2 separate regions of the Homo sapiens genome follow, and region 1 is linked to region 2. A link is a contact called in ENCODE Hi-C or POLR2A ChIA-PET data. All regions are on one chromosome and are shown on one strand. The core of a region is the stretch at or near the end of the contact, and the rest is flanking DNA. Distances in the headings are between cores, read along the strand shown. Region 1 holds the start of CT47C1 (cancer/testis antigen family 47 member C1). Region 2 holds the start of PGRMC1 (progesterone receptor membrane component 1).

Evidence for each region. A loop is a pair of places that touch in the nucleus more often than their neighbours do. ChIA-PET counts read pairs that join two places held with the same protein, here RNA polymerase II (POLR2A). Pooled maps may share reads with other maps.
Region 1: a pooled map shows a loop between it and region 2 (3-fold over the local background). The contact joins the promoter of CT47C1 here to the promoter of PGRMC1 in region 2. A Hi-C loop is called at or near these places in 1 of 50 pooled maps. POLR2A ChIA-PET finds 5 or more read pairs at or near these places in 3 of 52 experiments (B cell, HepG2 and Panc1).

Annotation. Positions count from the first base shown.
Region 1 is chrX:119,070,033-119,075,556 of GRCh38, reverse strand. CT47C1 (cancer/testis antigen family 47 member C1) reads right to left here and starts at 2,564. Exons shown (of 3, transcript NM_001396132.1): 1 at 1,479-2,564; 2 at 445-597. The coding sequence starts at 2,331. The coding sequence ends at 476.
Region 2 is chrX:119,233,269-119,238,708 of GRCh38, reverse strand. PGRMC1 (progesterone receptor membrane component 1) reads right to left here and starts at 2,424. Exons shown (of 3, transcript NM_006667.5): 1 at 2,018-2,424. The coding sequence starts at 2,345. It also overlaps the pseudogene NUDT19P6. RefSeq lists silencers at 1,812-1,961, 2,362-2,621, 2,652-2,701.

The DNA.
Region 1 (5,524 bases), core at 1,315-3,814, 160 kb after region 2:
TTGTTAGTAGTCACTTTGTAAAAGGCATTGAGTTGTCTCCTAGTTACTATGGGAGCCTGCATTTCTGTGGCTAAGTAATGAAGTCCCAACCAATGTGTGGCCCAAGCAAGTTAGATGCTGCGTCTGGCAACTGTTTTCTACACAAATATTGATCTTAGGTAGTAGGTCTGATACATTTGCCACTTGTTAGTAGTCCTGCAGCTAGAGGACAAAAGACCTCAACATGAACAAATGAGTAGCCATGAAGTGTATTTCAGAACACACTGCAGTTCATATTACTACGTACATGAATATTCTAGTAACATTTTAAGTAAGCTAAATTGAATTTTTAAACTAAAACCTTTTCTTAATTAATTTACTGGGAATTTTATTTTAAAATAAAACTGTCAGCAACAGGTAAATGCCAGGAATAGTTGAGTGATTCTCAAAGCTATACACCGATACCTGGATTTTCTCAGCTTCCCCTCTGCTGCGTCTAGGTCCCTTTGGAGTTCTTCACCTTGTTTTCAGCATCCTTCTCTTTCTCTTCTTTCTCTTCCTTGCCTGCAGCATCTTGGGCCTCTTCATCCCACTTTTCATGCTGATATTTAGTGACTTCTTTAGCGAAGAATAATACAGATGTTGGGACCAGACATTCACAGAAAATATAGCCCAATTTATAACCAGCAGCGGCACCCAGTACTCCACCCTCAGGAGAAGCAGGAGGATAGACTTAACTAAGAAAGGAATAGCTGGGCACCTTCCTACTGGTTTTCACAACAGTGCCATGGCCCTCACGTTGCTGCTGCTTGATCATTTCCACAGTGACACTATTTCCCTTTTTTCCAGTAAATCTCCCACCCAAAGCTGCCGATTATTTCTAGTTCTTTGGAGAAGAGATCAGAATCATGGTGTCTGATCTCATTCTAAGTGTTTTGATCAGAACTTTGCTGGGAAAATATTTGTTGCCTCAAAAGACAAATTCTATGGTGAAGCTCATTGGTTCCTCACCCCCCTGAATGTTTCATTTTTACCAAGGGCCCCTGTATCACTTCATCATTTGGGGATCAACTTTCTAAGAATCTTTACACTTTGAAAAGCCATGAACAAAAAAGGATGCCTGCCATTTGCCTGTTCTTTTCTTTCCGTTGTCCCTTGTTTCCTGCCGAGCTCCCTCCTGAACCCCTATCTACCTGGCCATTCATCTGTGGGCCCCCCAAATGGCATTGATGATCTCAGATCTTCTATCAAACACAGGTTGGTAGAGGGCGGCATGTTTTCTCAAAAATCATAGATGTCGTTAGAGAATTGGGCTTCGACTCATTGGTACACATTTGGCCTTAAGTTTCAGGAGGGCCCTGACCCCCACTTCACCACCCGAGGCCCGACCCCCACTTCACCACCTGCTTCACCAGCTGTGCGCACACCGCGGCCCTGCCTGGAACCCTTGGGTGCACGGGTCCCTGTCTCCCCGCCACTGCAGATAGCCTGTTCCTCACCCTCAGGGGCAGCAGCCTCCTCTGTGGCCGGTTCCTCTGCGGACTCCTCCTCTGCAGCCGGTTCCTCTTTGGCCGGTTCCTCTGCGGCCTCCTCTGCGAGCTCCTCCTCTGCGGCCTCCTCTGTGGGCTTCTCTGAGGCCTCCTCTGCGGGCTCTTCTGCGGCCTCCTCTGTGGGCTTCTCTGAGGCCTCCTCTGCGGGCTCTTCTGCAGGCTCCCTGGCCATCTCGGCCAGGTCTGCTGGCACCTCAGGCTCTGGGACCAACGCGGCCTCCTGGAGCAGGCCCAGGCCCTCGCCCTCAGGACCCGCGGCCCCCACGCCCAGCCTCTCATGCACCAGCAACAGCCGGGGCTCTTCTGAGCCACTGGGCGCCGCAGTGCGGCGCCTCCGCATCAGGCGGCCGCCACGCATCCTGATCAGGATGTGGTCGTTGTGATAGATGCGGAGGAGAAGGGAGTGGACCATGTCCAGAAACTCCATGCGAAAGCCTCTTATGGGGTAGCGACGGGCGGCCGCGACCAAGTCGAAGTTGTCCGCCTCGTTCCTCTCTTCCTCCTCCTCCTCCTCTTCCTCCTCCTCATCCTCCTCCTCCTCCACCATCTCCACTACTATCCTGATCTCTGAGTCTTCCTCGGCGTTCCCACCCCCGGGGGCTGCGGCCAAGCCTGCCGCCTGCTCACCCTCCTCCTCCCCGAGGCCTCTCATGGGCCCTGCGACTCCGGCCACAGTGTTGCCACTGTCGGGGCCAGAGTCACCGCCCTCCCGGTCACCTACGGCCTCGGCCTGCGCTCCCTCCTGGTTCACTGGAGCCTCCTGGTCCTCTTGGATCAGGTCTTGATCCCCTGTGGCAGACATGACGCCAGTCAGTGCCTCAACTGGAGTGGCGACTAGGCTGAGGTGACAACGGTGAAGACGGTGGCCACTGATGTGGCTGTGGCTGAGGGGAGGTGAGGGGCTGGGCTGCTGAGAGAATAAGAGTCTGTCTCCTTACTGAGGGAATAAAAGTCTGTCTCTGAGGACACCCTAAGGTGGGAAGGGCAGGGAGCCGATCCCAGGAGCCTCCCGCTGAGGTTGGCCTGAGAGGACTTAGACAAGGCGGGAAAGATTCGGGTTGGTAAGTGACAGGGGGCGGGACAGGAAGGGTCAAGGAGGGGCTCTCAGTGAGCTCTAAGCTCATTTGCTGAAAACATCAGATTGACATGCTCTGCATCCAATGAATATCAAGGCCCTTAAGCTCTAGGACAACTCAGAATCCAGAACTCTATCTTTTCTTTGAGGCCTTAGTGTCCAGGGCTAGCCTTTAGGTCCACACAAGTCCTGTCCTTTTAATTTTACGATTATTAGCAGCACTATAGTGATCCAATGTGGAGGCACCCTGGATTGGGGAAACTTCTTCTGTAAAGGGCAGAGACGAAACATTTTAGGTTCTGCAAGGTCCAGAAGCAATATCAAGACTATTATGTAATTACTATCACTAAGTAGGTTTCCTGCCTTCCATAGGACACATACTCCTCTTTGTACCACCATTTTGTTTTTTTTGAGACAGAGTCTCACTTTGTCGCCCAGGCTGGAGTGCAGTGGCATGATCTCGGCTCATTGCAAGCTCCACCTCCCGGGTTCACACCATTCTCCTGCCTCAGCCTCTTGAGTAGCTGGGACTACAGGCGCCCGCCACCATGCCCGGCTAATTTTTTTGTATTTTTAGTAGAGATGGGGTTTCACTGTGTTAGCCAGGTTGGTCTCAATCTCCTGACCTCGTGATCCGCCCGCCTCGGCCTCCCAAAGTGCTGGGATTACAGGCGTGAGCCACTGCGCCCAGCCTGTACCACCATTATTTTCTGTATTTGCCTGGTCAGTGCCCTCTGATCTTCTTCACCTCCTACCTAAAATGATCAACCTTATTCATTAAACCATTTATTTATTCATTTACCAAATTTATTGAGTGCGTTACATGTACCAATGCCATGCCTCCTTACAACTGTCATTTGTACCTCTTGCTTGTTTGACTGATGAAATCCAAAGATGACAGACTGCTCATGGTTTACATCCTAGTGCCTCTTCCCCCATCGTTCCTGTGCCCCTCTTTGGGGTGGAGGTTAGCTAAGACCTCTGGAAGCTGAGCTTTCCCAGCTGCATAGAGTGTCAACGTTCCTATATTTGCAGAGACTCCAGTTTATACTAAATCATTTCCTCTTTAGTTGCCTTGTCCACTTATCAGTGAGTGTGAAACACAATGTGATGACTGCTGTCAATCTTGTAGTCTCTAGGGCAAAAAGTACACAGCAGTAGCTGCTTCTTTCTGCAGGGAGATAGAACTGGGCACTGGGCTTGTTATGGAGCAAGTTGTTGTCAAGGAGTGAGGCAGATCCTGGAGGAGATGGTTCTGTTGCAGTGGCAGTAAGCTATCTTACCAGTTGTTTTCAAGTCCCTGGGAGGGGAAACTAGTTAGCACCAGCAAACAGAAGAGAAAGGAAAAAGCTGAGCAGATGTGCTTTCAATAAGTGAAGTGAAACTACCTGAAGTGAAACTGAGGGAGAGTGTCCTCCTAGCTCCCGCATTGGGGCTCTCTTCATGGCAAGTATGTGAGCCAGAAGTCCGTGGAACAATCTCCATAGCCTTGGTTATCTGCCTGAGCCTGTTGTCTGCAGATGTAGACCCATCCAGGATGTCACATTCCCTTATCTCTGGTGTGTAGTTGCTACCTTTCCTTTATCTCCAGCTATCCCACCCATGACATCTGATCTTTGCCAAGCCAGGTAGTTGGCACAACCCAGGATTTCAGATTTTCTTAGGGAAAGGTGCTCTCTTTCCCCACCCCACCTCCCTCTGTCAGTCAACAGAAGTGGCCAAGTCCTTTCCATTTGCAGACCCACCATCAAGGTCAAGGTGGGCCAGTGGGAGAGACCTAAAGCCACAACAACCCTCAGAGGTTTCCACTTAATGTTGGGATGACAGGGAACACCCCTGGAAGACCAGCCCAAAGATCTCCTTTACAGCCTGGCTCAAAACTCACCGCCTCCAGGCAGCCTACTTTTCTATATCTGTACCCCACCACCCTCACCAGACACTATCCTTAATGACAGTGGTATGTGTGGACATGGTTTAGCTCCTCCAAGAAAGCACAGGCCCTTTAGGGTGAATGTCCAGGCCTGTCTCAAGTTTGTTAACACCCACGGTGCCTGCCACAGGGCTCTGCACCAGGTCGGTGTTTGATAAATGTTTGCTAAATGAATCAAACGGCTTTGGAATCACTATCACCATGAATGGTGTTTTTCTCTTCTATCTGCCTAGGGCTTGACTGTCTGCAAAGGGCCTTGCTATCCCCTCTTCCTTTCTCTCTTGGGATCGTCTCCCTGGCCTCTTGTGAGATTTCTGCTCTTGCAACCTAGTGTGATTCTGCTGTGAGGCTGGGGACAATGAGGGATCTCACCCCTCATGGGAGACCCTTCCCCCACCCTTGACATACAGGGAGTGACTTGGTCCCTTGCTTGCCTCCTAGTCTACTGTGTCACAGCCAGAGTAGGCTGCGGGTGCCTACTTTGTGCCTACTCTGGCACAGGAGTGCCATCTCCTTCCAGGCCAGGTAGAGCCCACGGTCCTCAAGCCCAGCACTTCCTGCTTCTCATGGAAGCCACGGGAGGGGCGAGGGACAGTCTGGAATGCTGGTCTCTCTTGGGATTTGACTTTGACTTCCACATCCCAAGGGGGTCATTGCACAGACTCTGTAACTTTGAGCTCAGCCCCTGGGAGTGGAGTTGCATGTCAGGGCTCCATCCTTCTGATTCTGGGCAAGTCTGCACCACCACAGGCTCCTTTTCACTTACAGGCTTATCTAGCTTGTGGGGTTTATGCCTTTCTTGCATCATCAGTCTTCTTTCCTACACTGAAGTTTGTTCATCATTCTTCGTGACTTTAACATCCACAGGGATGACTTATCCCATGACCTGGAATTCCACTTCCGTGACCTCCTCATCTGATCTTTTCTACAAACTTACATCAGATACTTACCCCCATGGTCCTACACTAGCCTTTTCCATTACCAGAAATG
Region 2 (5,440 bases), core at 1,175-3,674:
ATCACTTTTCAGAGGGAAAACTAAGGCTCTGAGAGAACAATGCTTTGCACAAGGTCACACAGCTAGTCATGACCCAATCAGGACTAGAACGCAGGTTGCCTGACTCCCAGTTTTGTGCTCTGTGCACAGGCTGACATCCTCTCAATGACTCTGCAAACTACAGTCATGATGATGCCTCATGCACATGTTTTCACTCCTTTAATATTGAGCTCAATATTAACAGGTATTTACATGATTATGTTTATTGATAAAGCAACTATGTGTGCTACTCTAAGTGACAAATAATGTATGTGGTTTTCAAATGATTTTGACAGTTACATGCCTATAGAAAGCAGGTATTCTAAAATATCCACAGGCCCGGTGCAGTGGCTCATGCCTGTAATCCCAGCACTTTGGGAAATGGAGGTGGAAGGACTGCTTGCGCCCAGGAGTTCGAGACCAGCCTGGGCAACACAGGAGGGAGACCCTGTCTCTAAAAAATAAATAAAATTTATTTTTTATAATAAATAAATGTCTGCAAGAAAAAACTGAGCTCCTTAACCTTAACACATCTGATTTTGATCAGTTGGACTGGGAGACTAAAATGAATGCCTGAGTTTGTGTACTGCCTTCTGTACTCTTCCCTCTCTCAGGCCAGTGTGGAATGAGCACCGTCCATGTGGACATCCTCTAAGCTCCCTGTGTTTAGAGGAGTCCATATTGGAGGAGCCAAAACCTCTTCTTCCTCATCTCCAAGTATTCTATAAAGCAGGACTTTGCAAGCCTGGCTGCTTTTCAAATTCGCCTGGGAAGCATATTAAAATACAGACTCCCGGACCACCCGAGACTCATTTGCAGCTCTGGCGGTTAGACTGGGAATCTGTATTTTTCCTCAGATGCATCAGGTGATTCTGATACGCAACCAGGTTTGCAAAAACCTCGCCTCTAAGGAACCCATCAGGCCTGCCTTCTCCAACAGCTCAGCAGTGCAGCAGTCATCCATTCTTCATTTCCCTCTGGTTGGCTTTTCCTGATATCCCCCCACCCAGCAGTCTTCTTAGCTCTACTCCTTTTGTTTCTTGGTATCCTCCCACTTCTCCCTCCCTCCATTTTAATTTTTCTTGGCTTCTAATCCTTTCTCTCCTGCTATAGACTAAATACCATATTACCTTAAAAGCTTGCCACGTTACCATTGTCCACCATATTCAGCCTTTATTCCTCCCTCAAACAGCCCCCTTCCTCCTTGTTCACCTTCCAGCCTTTCCCCATCTGCCACACACAGCACAAGCGCACACAGACCAAACACATGCCACACACATACCTGACGCATGACCCATTTCAAGCGCGCATGCACACACCACACACACACACCCCTGATAAATCACATACACTAAACACGCACACACCGCGCATGCACACACCACGAGTGCACACACACATCACTATCCACCGGGCACAAAGCTTTTACCTGCTGCTAATCCCGTCTCGGCGTTTTCTCCCACACCCTCATATTTCAAACCTACTCCCGGTGTCATTGGCCTTCCCGTCTTCTCTAGGTCTGGACCTTTTCTCACTCTCGCCCTCCCCCATGCCTCCCTCGGAACACCCTCATTTCCTTCCTAGAACCCGACACTACCCCCTCCTCCTTCCAGGAATCCCCAAGCCCAGGACCTTCGAAAACTACCCCAACAGCCTGGGCTTTGATGTGTCCCCCCTCAACGCCTTCGAGCTTCGTGGTCCCACCCACCCCCGGCTTAAGCGCCTCAGCCTTCTTTCTCTAACCCCCTCCCAGCGCTGTCAGCGCGGGCCGGGGATCCGCGTCCCTGACTGGCCCGCAGCCCCTCTAGAGCGCCTCTTGTTCCCTGCCCGCCCCGGGAGCCTCCCGGCTCTCCGCCTGCCCGCCTACCCGCCTACCCTAGCTCGCCGCCATTCCTCCCTCCACTCAGGGGCGCCCCGCTCCCGCCTCGCCTCTCTCCCGCCCAGCCCCGTGCCGGGGCCCCCTTCTTTTGTCTCCAAGCCCCCCTCGCCGGCCGCGTACCGGGCCCGTAGAATTTGCGGCCTTTGGTCACATCGAACACCTTGCCGTTGATGGCCATGAGTATGCGCGGGTCCTGGACGCCGTCGAAGCGCCGCAGCTCGGCGGGGGTGAAGTCGCGCCGCTTGAGGCGGGGCAGAGGGGGCGGCTCGTCGTCGTCGCTGTCGCCGCTGGCCGCCGGCTGGTCCCCGCGCACGATCTTGTAGAGCAGGAAGATGCAGAGGCCAAGCAGCAGCAGGTTGAGCGGCGACGTGAAAATCTCATGCAGCAGCCCGCCGCTCTCCAGATCGCTTGGGTCGGCGCCAGTCGCCACCACATCCTCGGCAGCCATGATCTCTGGAGTAAAGGTTGGGCCGCGCTAGGCAGGGATCCGGAACTCGCCACTTTCTCCTCCCTCTGAGCGAGCGAGTGGCGCGCGGGGTTCGGCGGCGGCCAAAGACTAGCCGGGGAGGAGGCGGGGCCTGAGGGGCGGAGCCTCCAAGCCCCGCCTCCCCCGAGGCCACCTAAGCGCCCCGCCCTGCTCGGTCCCGCCCCGCAGCCCTCAGGCCCCCTCCAAAGCCTCTAGAGTCCGGCGCCGCTCCCCCGCGGCCGCGCGGTGCCCCCCTCAGTTCTACCTGGGAGGCCCCAGCCCAGCCTCACGCCATCCTCGCGCCATCCTATAGCTGAGCGCGACGCACGCGCTGCCCTCCTCTGAACCCCTTTTTTGCTCCTCGCAGACCGACCCGTTGGGAGGGCCTCGGCATTGCCGGGCTCTGTGCGAGCGCCCCTCCGCCACCTGATGCGCGCCAGACACCGACTCCCTTTCTGTTGCTGCAGGCTTTTCCCTGCCTCCCATTCTGAAGCCCCTCATCTTCCCCCTGCCGTTCCCGGGCCCTCCAAGCTGTCTTAGGAGACAGGAAACTCATTCTTCGAACTCCATTTTCTATGTTAGAGCCCTACACGACTCATTTTCACCTTGGGAACCCCCATTCGCTCTCCTTGATGGCCCTTCCCCAATTCTCCCCCAGATGCTGTGGGACCGACACCCCCGGGATTGCTAAAGTCAGTGCACAACTCTCCCTATTATCTGGGGAAACGAATCTGATCGCCCAGTTAACTTTGGGTTTGTTCTCCGAAAAACCCTTTTGCAATTACTGATTTGCTCAGTCACCAGGCATTAACAAGCAACGTTCTCTTGTTGCTCTTTTTTCCCCCCTCAGAATAATGTGAAAGTTTCTTTGTTTGGCAGCGTTCTTCTATTTGGAGTCTGTCAGGCTACCCTTGGCAGTCACAATAACCCTGAGCTGGAGCCCAGACAAAGGCGGGAGTTTGGAAGGATCCTAGGCCTGGTCCCTTCCTTTCCTAGGTATTTCATCCGGCCTTTGATGTGCTAACAGGCTGCACAGAAGCAGACCTCCACGGAGGAAGGGGTTGCCTCGTCCTAATCTGGCCCTTTTTCTGGTGGCGGGGGGAGGGGAGGAGAAGAAAGGATAGAGAGGGAAACAAATAATTAAAACCAAGCCGTGCACACATCTGCAGCCCAGAGCAGTACTTTTCCACCAAGTGTTCTGTTGGCTTGCACATAACTTACTCCTCCTCCCAACACGCAAGAGACTTGAGTAAAGATTGGCTTCCTACCTCAGAATTCTAAAAATTTCTGGCAAAAACTGCTTCCATCCCTGCCCCCCACATCTTCTTAAATCATTATAAAGTGCAATGAGCCAAACAATCTTTGTATCGGGCCCAGGCATTTTTCTCAGAGCTAAATTTGGGATTAGCTGAAACAGCCCCTCCAAATCTTTTGTCAAAACTCTTCAATTTAATCATGGAGAAACAGGCTCAAACTGAGGGCACTTGTCTATAGTTAGAATCTATCTCTTTTAACATGTATGGCCAAGAAAATTTAGAAAGCTAATAAACTTATAAAATATTTTCATTTGCAACTAATATGACAAAGGGTTAATATTTATTTGAGAGATCATTTGGATTGATAAGAAAATGTATAAGATTCTAGTCAATAAATGGGAAAAAATAGGAACAGGTAGTTCACAAAAGAGAGCATGCCAGTGGTGAATAAGCATATGAAAAATGTTCAGTCTCATTAGTAACAAAAAGAAAAGCATGGAGATGCCGCTGTCACCTACTACTTTTCTACAGGAAAGATAAAAGGGAAAAAAAAAAGGATAACACACTATTGGCGAGAGAGTGGTGAGACTCACATACGCTGTTGGGTATAACCTTTTATTATCCATAAAAATATTTTCTATCCATTAATCCCACTTCTAGAAATCTGCTCTTTGACCTAGTAATTCCATTTTCAGGAATCCATCCCAAGGAGACAGAAACGCAGACAAATATTTCATTACTAAGATGCTCAGCAGAGATTCATTTTTAATACAGAAAAACTGGAAACAACCTAAATGTCCGACTTCAAATAAAATGGCGAATTAATTCACTTGAATTGTGACAAAACCATTAAAAGGCCATTCAAATATCATCATTCTGGAGTCCTAATTAGGGAAAGGGAATCAGGCTGGTGGGAGCATGAAATAGCAAAAAGAAAAAGCAAATAAGCTACAAATCTCCCTTTCTTCATGACCAAGATGCAGCCTTCCTGCGCAAATAATTCACAATCTTCCCATGCCCAGCTATCACCAGACACCTGTAAGTTAGCTCATTGCGACCTTGGCATTATCAATATTACACAAAGACCTCTTCAACAGACAGCATAAACGCCATCCTATAAAATTTCCAGCAAGCCTTTGTCTCCTGGCAGTTGGCTTCTCTCTTGCAGGCTGCCCTTTGTCTCTCTGACAACATATTTTCCTACTTTATCTAATAAATCTACCTTCTTTTAACTAAAACTGTTTTGGTAAATTCTTTTACCAAAAATCATGACATGGCAAAACGCTTGTGTTTTAATCTTGAGGGAAAAACAGGATACAAAACTATATACAGTATGAACTCAACTATGTCAAAAAATTCATAAAACAAAGCGTGGAAAGAAATATGCTAAAATGTTAACTGTTGTGATTGTTAGTTTCTTCCTTATACCTTTCTACATTTTCCACAATGGGCATGTGTCACTTTTAACCTCAGGGGGGAAAATGGTTTATTATTTATTTTCTGAAAAAAAATGTAGAATGATAATACATGTTCACTATAACAAACTTAAACAATACGTGAGTGTATAAAGTAAAAAATGAAACTCCTTTCTCCCTCTCCAAGTTCCCCAAACAGTACTTAAATCAGGCCCATACATTAGCAGTTTGGCTTATATTCTTGCAGACATGCAACATACACACACACACACACACACACACACACACACACACACATTTTGTTTTATAAAACTGGGGGAAATTTTATATAATAAAAGTTTTATCATTTTTTTCCAATAAAGAGAGACACAGAGTAAAAAAACAAAACAAAAACCAAGCCATTAGC